2 separate regions of the Homo sapiens genome follow, and region 1 is linked to region 2. A link is an interaction called in ENCODE POLR2A ChIA-PET data of the cell type or tissue named here. Cell type or tissue: OCI-LY7. All regions are shown on one strand. Links, peaks and the distances in the headings refer to the core of each region. The heading gives the core; the rest is flanking DNA.

What was found. ChIA-PET counts read pairs that join two places held together with the same protein. Peaks named below come from ENCODE experiments on the same cell type or tissue, not always from the same donor. Only the 100,000 strongest peaks of a DNase experiment are listed, where the experiment ranks them.
Region 1: POLR2A ChIA-PET joins it to region 2 with 6 read pairs; 2 of 35 experiments call an interaction of 5 or more read pairs at or near these places.

What each region holds. Positions count from the first base shown.
Region 1 is chr11:130,046,935-130,051,333 of GRCh38, reverse strand. No RefSeq gene overlaps it. Among named protein-coding and RNA genes, the nearest start is that of APLP2, 21 kb to the left of the region's middle. RefSeq lists a silencer at 1,714-1,914. In OCI-LY7, for the core only: no CTCF peak of the experiment used is centred there; no DNase peak of the experiment used is centred there.
Region 2 is chr11:129,957,174-129,961,572 of GRCh38, reverse strand. PRDM10 (PR/SET domain 10) reads left to right here. Exons shown (of 21, transcript NM_199437.2): 2 at 491-677; 3 at 3,663-3,827. The coding sequence starts at 609. Among named protein-coding and RNA genes, the nearest start is that of PRDM10-DT, 43 kb to the left of the region's middle. In OCI-LY7, for the core only: no CTCF peak of the experiment used is centred there; DNase peaks (open chromatin) are centred at 632, 1,140, 1,692 and 3,722; H3K4me3 peaks cover 928 bases; H3K27ac peaks cover 3,642 bases.

The DNA of each region.
Region 1 (4,399 bases), core at 264-4,263, 90 kb before region 2:
TCACTGGACTTGCCCAGTCATTGGACTCCTTGGAGGTACTTACAGTGTTTAAATTCTTCTACTTCTGCTTTTCGCCCTGACTTTATTGCTCAATTGTTCATTTTTCTCTATTCTGGCCCAGGGGTTTAGCTGAATTTCTGACTCATCTTGTTTCTTCATAGCAAAAGGCATAGAAAAAAATTCTTTTTTCTCTTCCATCCATTCCATCTTAAATGTTAATGTATATAAGAATCACAAGGAAAGCTTATTAAAATGCAGATTCCTGGCACCTGTTTCCAAAGATCCTAGATCCTGACTCACTGGGTCATCAGTGGAGTCCAGGAATATGCTTTTTCACAAGCATGTGACTATGATACAGGCAGTCTGACCCTAAATAATATGTTCAACAACTGATACTATTGTAACTAGTAACTCTGCATGGCTAACTTAAATCAAAGAGGCTTCCCAGATCCCCTTGCAAGCTCATTATTGCTACTACAAAGAGGCAAAGATGAGGAGCTGGGAATGATGATTAGCCCCTAGTGAGTTAAGAGAAGCTCATGATGACAGCACGCCATGCTAATATTTGCCTGGCATTCAGGAGAAGACATAAAATTAAATTAAAATGAAACAGATTTATATCCTTTACCTCTGAAACTCTGAAAGTATAAGATTAAAGTTGTCTTAGGGGGCCCGAATAAGCTGCCTCTTTGCTTCTAAGGAGAATTTCAAGTATTGACCATGTCTACCAAAGACTTCAATGGTTTGAGATTTGGTTACCCTAGTGACTGCCTGCTCCCTCTGCAGCGCTGCAGTCATCTGAGATCTGGCAGGGCACGTCTCCTTACAGTTTCCCAGTTCCACCAATGGAAGAGGGAACAGAAACAGCAGAGGCCTCTTCATGGCAACTCTTGTTTACATAACTTTCTCCTCACTCCAATTCTGGGGAAGCCCCTAGTGTGGCTTCTTTGAGAGTTTTGGCCAACATCTATCATTCTTCAGCTGCCCTCTCCATAAGAGATTATTTTGTGAAAGCTGCTTTATAATTATTTAAAATGGCTTAATGCCTAAAGCACACATTTATCATCTGCCAAAGGCTTTTATAGTTTTACATAACTTGCTCAGTGTTTTTAACTTTGTACTTATGACCCAAGGCAATTATTCCAAAGGACATAGTTTTATTAATTGAAATAATAAATACTTTATAGATGTTCTAATAAAATGTGGTGATTTAAAGTTTAAATGGTGTACTGAGTCATTCTAGAATACCCACAAAGCCCACCTCAGTAAAAGCCAAATGGAAAAATCTAGAGGGAGAATGAAACTAATGAAAAATTCGATAATGGTACACTAGGTGAGATCACAGAAACCATGGGGAGAATTGTAAGAGAAGTCTCATGGGTTTTAAAAAGACATATCACCAGAAATTTCATTTGCTAATTGCTTTTCCTTGATTCAAAGATTAGCAAGTGTCAATATAGCTCCTTGCTGTGTCTTTCAGTAGAGCATGTCCTCTACAAAAGTAGGAGTCGTTCTGAACTGGACCACTCACTGGCCTTAGGTAGTCACTTAATGCCTATTGGCTAATTTCCTGCTCTCTATACTCTACATCTATTACTTGACCATTAATTTTCTTTCCAAGAAGGAAACACATAGATCCAGTAACTAGAAGTTTAAGAATGAAACTGCATTCTCTATGACATTTGCCTCAAACCTCTAAACTCTTTCACAAATAAACATAAAAGGAAGCTTAGATGGGTGGATCTACTTCTGTCTCATGGTGAGGGCTTTATCTGAAGATGTTACAACATTCTCATTTGGGTGGGTCATGGAAAAATAAGTAAAAGATTTTATAACAGCTCAGAGGTGTAGGCCAGGACAGCTTGGGTGGCTGACCAGAAAGAACAGTCTCCAGGGAAAAGCAGAGAGGCCTCTGAAAAGCTCTGTCTTCAACACTCATGTATTACCCAGTTTCCTCATCCAGAGTTGCGCCACTAAGGGTTTTGCCTCTCCCCTCCTCTCCTCTCCTCTCCTCTCCTCTCCTCTCCTCTCCCCTCCCCTCCCCTCCCCTCCCCTCCCCTCCCCTCCCCTCCCGTCCCCTCCCCTCTCCTCTTTTTTTTGTGTGTGACAGTTTCACTCTTATGGCCCAGGCTGGAGTGCAATGGTGCGACCCTAGCTCACTGCAACCTCCGCCTCCTGGGTTCAAGCGATTCTCCTGCCTCAGCCTCCCAAGTAGCTGGGATTACAGGCATGTGCCACCATGTCCAGCTAATTTTGTATTTTTAGTAGAGATAGGGTTTCACCGTGTTAGCCAGGCTGGTCTCAAACTCCTGACCTCAGGTGATCTGCCCACCTCAGCCTCCCAAAGTGCTGGGATTACAGGCGTGAGCCACTGTGCCCGGCCAAGAGTTTTTTCAAAACTGGGAGGCAGGTGGGAAATTTGGAAAGCTATAACTGTAGCTGCTGCCACGTAATTACAGACCAGAACTACCGATCGTGATTTCCAAGGTGGAGACATATTCCATATCTGTGCACCAAAACAGTAGCCACTAGTCACATGGGACTATTGAGCACTTGCTTGTGCCTTGTGTGACTGAGAAAGTAAATTTTTTTTTTCTTTTTTAATTTTTGTAGGGGCGTGGTCTCAACATGTTACCCAGACTGGTCTCCAACTCCTGAGCGCAAGCAGTCCTCCCACTTTGGCCTCACAAAGTGCTGGGATTACGGCATGAGCCACTGTGCTTGGCCAAAGAAGTGAATTTTAAATTTTATTTAATTGTAATGAATTTTAACTTAAATAGCTACATGCAACTAGTGGATACTGTATTGGGCAGTGCAGTTCTAGACTTTCAGGTGACTTGTCTAGATACTGGATGCCAAGCCCCAATTTCTTTACTGGTGGAGTACTGCAACTTTCACTTTAACCAACTCTTGAGCTTGAACCCAAAGTAAAAGAAGGAGGTGGCTGAAAAGTGAAAGGGTGGAGAGAAAAAAAATACCCTAATCTATTATTAAGGTGGAAGGACGACATGTATACAATTCTAAACCAAGTAGATAAAAAAGAAAAATGTAGTTGATCATCTCAACATTTGATATCTATACTAGACCAACAAACAATTTTGCTTTTTTTCTCCCTTAACTGAATGGAGAGAATTGGCAGATGAATTTGACATTCTGTAGTACAGTGAAATATAAATGAAAAACAAACACCAGGCAGGCCTAAGTGGATGTGGATTAAATTAAATATTTACACCCTACACAGCAGATCTTTTGTAAAGAGCAAGTTTATAAACCAGGAGCTTCCATAATAAAAGGGGTATGAATGGTTTTATTTATATCAACCTGCTGTTTGACACCTAGGCCACTGGCAATCTATCCCAGCTGCCAGCAGGTGACTTAAGTATCACAAAATACAGTTATCCAATTGTGTGTGTGTGTGTGTGTGTGTGTTTTGTTTTGTTTTGTTTTGTTTTGTTTTGTTTTGACAGAGTCTTGCTCTGTCGTGCAGGCTGGAGTGCAGTGGCATGATCTCAGCTCACTGCAACCTCTGCCTCCTGGGTTCAAGCGATTCTCCTGTCTCAGCCTCCTGAGTAGCTGGGACTACAAGCATGTGCCACAAAACCTGACTAATTTTTTTGTATTTTTAGTAGAGTGGGGGTTTCACCCTGTTGGTCAGGCTAGTCTCGAACTCCTGACCTCAAAAGATTTACCAGTCTCGGCCTCCCAAAGTGTTGGGATTACAGGTGTGAGCCACTGCACCCAGGCTTCAATTGTTTTAAAACTGCACTTGTATGTATAAATAAACACAAAAGATGAGAGGTATGTACATCAAAAATGTTTATAGTTGTTATTTCTATTATTTTAGTTAGGTTATTGTTATTATTGCCTTTATCATTTTGTTTTCTCCAGATTTTTAGCATTGAGCTGAAACTTTTTTTTTTTTTTTTTTTTAGACAAGGTCTTGCTCTGTTACCCAAGCTGGAGTGCAGTGGTTTGATCACGACTCACTGTAATGTTGAACTCCTGGGCTCAAGTGATACTCCTGCCTCAGCTTCCTGAACAGCTAGGATGTCTGGTTAAAGGTGTTTTTGTTTTTTTTTTTTTTGTAGAGACAAGGGTCAAGTGTCTCACTATGTTGCCCAGACTAGACTTGAACTCCTGGCCTCAAGTGATCCTCCCACCTTGGCCTCCCAAAGCCCTGGGATTATGGGCCACTGCAAATGGCCCTAAAACATTTCTTAAGAACACATTTTTTCAATAGGGAAAAGCACAGAAAATAATACAGTAAACACGTGCCTACCATCAAGATGGAACAGTTAGTTGTTCACAGTTTGTTATATTTGTTTTACACATTTCCTTTTTTGAAGAAAGAAATAAAACACTATAGCTATAGCTGAAGCCCCTTGTGTACCCTTCCCCA
Region 2 (4,399 bases), core at 181-4,180:
GCGCTTTGGGAGACCAAGGCAGGTGGATCACTTGAGCTCAGGAGTTTGAGACCAGCCTGGCCAACATGGTGAAAACACATCTCTACTAAAAATATAAAAAATTAGCTGGGCATGGTTGCTCGTGCCCGTAGTCCCAGCTACTCAGGAGGCTGAGGCAGGAGAATCGCTTAAACCTAGGAGGCGGAGGTTGCAGTGAGCCTAGATTGTGCCACTGCACTCCAGCCTGGGCAACAGAGCGAGACTCCATCTCAAAAACAAAAACAACTCCCCTCACCCCCCCAAAAAAACCCCAAAGAGCTGCGATTACAGGTGTGAGTCACTGTACCTGGCCTATACTATTATTACAAATAATGTCTTCATTTTTACATTTTTTTGCCCAGGCGTGTTGCTTTTTGACAAAGCTTTCTTTTATTATTTGTGGTTGAAATTATAATATATTAAAATGTATTTATCTACTGAAAGTCTTGGTTCCTTTTCTGTGTTTTCTCAGGCATGCTGCAGACAGACCTTTCCGTCCTTCATGAACACACGTGTGGTAGACAGATGACTGTCCTGTACCCTGTGCTGCTCTAGGTGTGCCAGACGTGGAGCTGTCCAGTTGGGAGAAGATGGATTCCAAAGATGAAAGCTCGCATGTGTGGCCGACATCTGCAGAGCATGAACAGAATGCCGCACAGGTGAAGACTGGTCTTTTCCAGCTTGGTATTGAGAGGTTTTCAGCTGGACTCAGTTTGCTGACAGCAAAGAAATACAGCTGCTATCTAGTAGTGACTAGTCGTTAGGAGCCGACATGAAGAACTCGTACACAAGGAATAGGGACTGTTTTGGCCCCTTGAATGCTCCATCGATGTGGCTCACCGTGAGTTAGGAGAGCTAGACCACCAGCTATAGGCTTCTCCGCCTTGTCTGCAATTTACTGTCATAATCTGTTTTACTACCCCGCTTTATTTATGTTATTGCTGCTGAAAACCTCAAACTATAGTTTGTTTCTTTTACGTTATCCATAGTAGTTTGGTCCTTTGTGTGTAATGAGTACAGGTATGTCTATAAAGTGAGTGGCCTTTTCTTTTCTTTTTAAATTCAGAATGTAAACCTCTAAGTCAAAGTTGTTCCATTATGAGTCAGCCACTTTAGAGGTTAGTCACTTGACCAAATGCTGCTGTCATCGATGACCTTTGCCTTTCAGATTGCTGCTAGAACCAACCACATGTTATTTTGGCTGTTCTTAGCGAAGGCAAATCTCTGCATTTTTGGTATGGAATTGAATTTGGGATGATTAGCAGTCATATGGAGCCATGTTTTATGTGTGACCAAAGTATAAAACTTAATTTTTAAACATTGTAGTAAACATACACGTGTAATGTTTCATTAAATTACATAACCATAGTACCAGTATCAAAATCAAGAAGTTACATTGAAACATTTAAGTATGCAGATTCTATTTAATTTAAGCAATATAATAAATATACAATAAATAAAATTGGTTATCTGGTATGATTAAAAAGTCTCAGTATGGACCAAATATGGTGGTTCATGCCATTCCCAGCAGTTTGGGAGGGCAAGGCAGGAGGCTCGATTCAGTCCAGGAGTTTAGGACCAGCCTGGGCAACAAAGTGAGGCCCTGACTCTACCAAAAAAAAAAAAAAAGAAAAATTAGCCGGACATGGTGGTGCATGCCTATAGTGGTGCGGTCATGTCTCTAGGAGGTGGAGGCTGCAGTGAACCATGACTGCACCACTACACTCTAGCCTGGGTGACAGAATGAGACCCTGTCACTAAAAATAAAAATAAATAAAGTCTTAGTCTGATTACTTAAAAAAGTTCCACTGATGTTTCAGCAGAGTATATGAGAATTCTGTTTTGTTTCTCCTGGAAATCATTTTGAGGTCATTTCCATGCAGCTATGTATTTTGGTATATCTTATTTATAAATAAAATTGTAGTTCATTAAAAAGCAAAACAAAAGAAAATCTGGTTGTGACACTGCATGACCAGGGCCCTGTCTGTGGGTAACCAGATAGTAGATAGCCAAGGTCAGGGTCCCTGTGGCACTCCTTCCTCCCAACTGGTTCTTCCGCCAGCTGGGAATTCTGATTTAATGAATGATGAAGACCAAGCAGAAAAGCTTGGATAGCTTGTCTGGAGGAAACATGTTTTCCCTTCTTAAGCACTGAAACTAGTTCAAGGCTTTGATGTTAATGAACAAATCGAAAGTCACAAAATTGTCTTATAGCAATTAAGCCTGCTTAAATATGAGCCTAATTTTTCCAATAGACAAACTTTATCTTCCAGACAAATCAAATTTATGTAGAAGCCAGACTAATCATTTCGTGTAGAGGTGGAAGTTTGTTGTATTTCTGTGGTGTTTGATTACATTTTGTCTCTTAGGTTTCCTTCTGGGGATTAAATTAGTTTATATTATCTTGGGGATCTACTATCCTTCACTAGAGAAAACTGACATTAAAAAGTTAGGTCCAAAGCCAAGGCAGTATAAGAGCAAGGATTCCACCCTAAGAGTGCGTGACTTCGATAGCAACACATACATTATTTCTCTCCCAAATGTGTTCTTGGGCCATCTGCTTCCAGACCTTCAATATCAGGCATCAGGCCATGTGCCAAGCTCAGGCCTTCAAGAATTCAATCCTCCAAAGCTGACCACTCAGAAAGTGTTTTACAAAACTTCATTTCTGCTTTAGTTCTTTAGGTCTTGGGAGAAAATTATTTACCCTGGTGACAGCTGAAATAGTTGTCCAGAACCCCCTAAAAGTACTTTATTAGAATTTTCTGTGTCTTCACCTACCCGGCAAGGAAGAGTTCTATTCCATTCATTGATTCAGCAAGCATTTACTGATATGCCTCCAGTATGTCCTTTGTGTATGAAACAACTTGCAGGAAAGAAAGTGACCTGATTTTATTTTATTTTATTTTTGAGATGGAGTTTCACTCTTCTCACCCAGGCTGGAGTGCAACGGTGCGATCTCGGCTCACTGCAACCTCTGCCTCCCAGGTTCAAGCAATTCTCCTGTCTCAGCCTCCTGAGTAGCTGGGATTACAGGCGCCCCCCACCATGCCCAGCTAATTTTTGTATTTTTTTAGTAGAGACAGGGTTTCACCATGTTGGCCAGGCTGGTCCTGAACTCCTGACCTCAGGTAATCCACCTGCCTCGGCCTCCCAAAGTGCTGGGATTACAGGTGTGAACCACCACGCCTAGCCAAAAGTGACCTTATTTTAATGTGTCTGCTGAAAGACACTATTAGTTATAAAATAGAATTCTTATGATGTGTTGACAGCAATTGGCTTTTGAGTCTTGACGTATTTTTTCACACCACAGAGTAATTTGTATGTTTTATTCTGATAGTGTTGTCAGGCAGGAATCTTCAGTGTCGTTTCCAGGATCAATTAACCACGCCCTTATTACTCCCCAAAAGAGTTATCTGCATTGGCCATTTGAGGCAAAGGGGAATTTAAGTCGGTTGCCTAACATTTAGCAGTAAATCAATGACAAGGTCCTTGCATCCTCCCCTAGTCACCACCTCGGTGTAGACAAAGGTGTATCCATCCCCATTCTCCTGTCATTGGGGATCTTTTAGAAACCCAGGTGTGCTTGTTGATCACTTACCTTCCTGATACTGATTTTGTTCTTTGTCTCCTGTTTATGCCAGGTGCACTTTGTTCCGGACACAGGAACAGTGGCTCAGATTGTCTATACCGATGACCAGGTTCGCCCCCCACAGCAGGTGGTGTACACGGCAGATGGTGCCTCCTACACATCAGTGGATGGTCCAGAGCACACGCTGGTGTACATCCACCCGGTGGAAGCTGCACAGGCATGTGAAGGGTTATCTGTTGATAATTTGTCAATTAACTAATTAACCAATTACTTGTGTTTACTTTCTGTCAGTCATTGTGCTAGGTACTGGTGATGCAGTACGTATTCAGATAAGATCTGTGCTCTCAGCCAGGCGCGGTGGCTCATGCCTGTAATCCCAGCACTTTGGGAGGCCGAGGCAGGTGGATCATGAGGTCAGGAGTTCAAGACCAGCCTGGCCAAGAGGGTGAAACCCTGTCTCTACTAAAAATACAAAAAAGTAGCTGGGCGTGGTGGTGGGCACCTGTAATCCCAGCTACGTGGGAGGCTGAGGCAGAGAATTGCTTGAACCTGGGAGGCGGAGGTTGCAGTGAGCCGAGATCGCGCCACTGCACTCCAGCCTGGGTGACAGAGCAAAACTCTGTCTCAAAAAAAAAGATCTGTGCTCTCAAGGAGCTTGTAACCAACTTGGCAGAGGAAGATGTGATTTATTTCTTGACGCTAAATGCAATAAGGAGTTAGAGCATGGGTTCGTATATAGCTCTTCTCTACAGTTGACTAGGTTATGAATTTATTATTCCTAAGTATCAA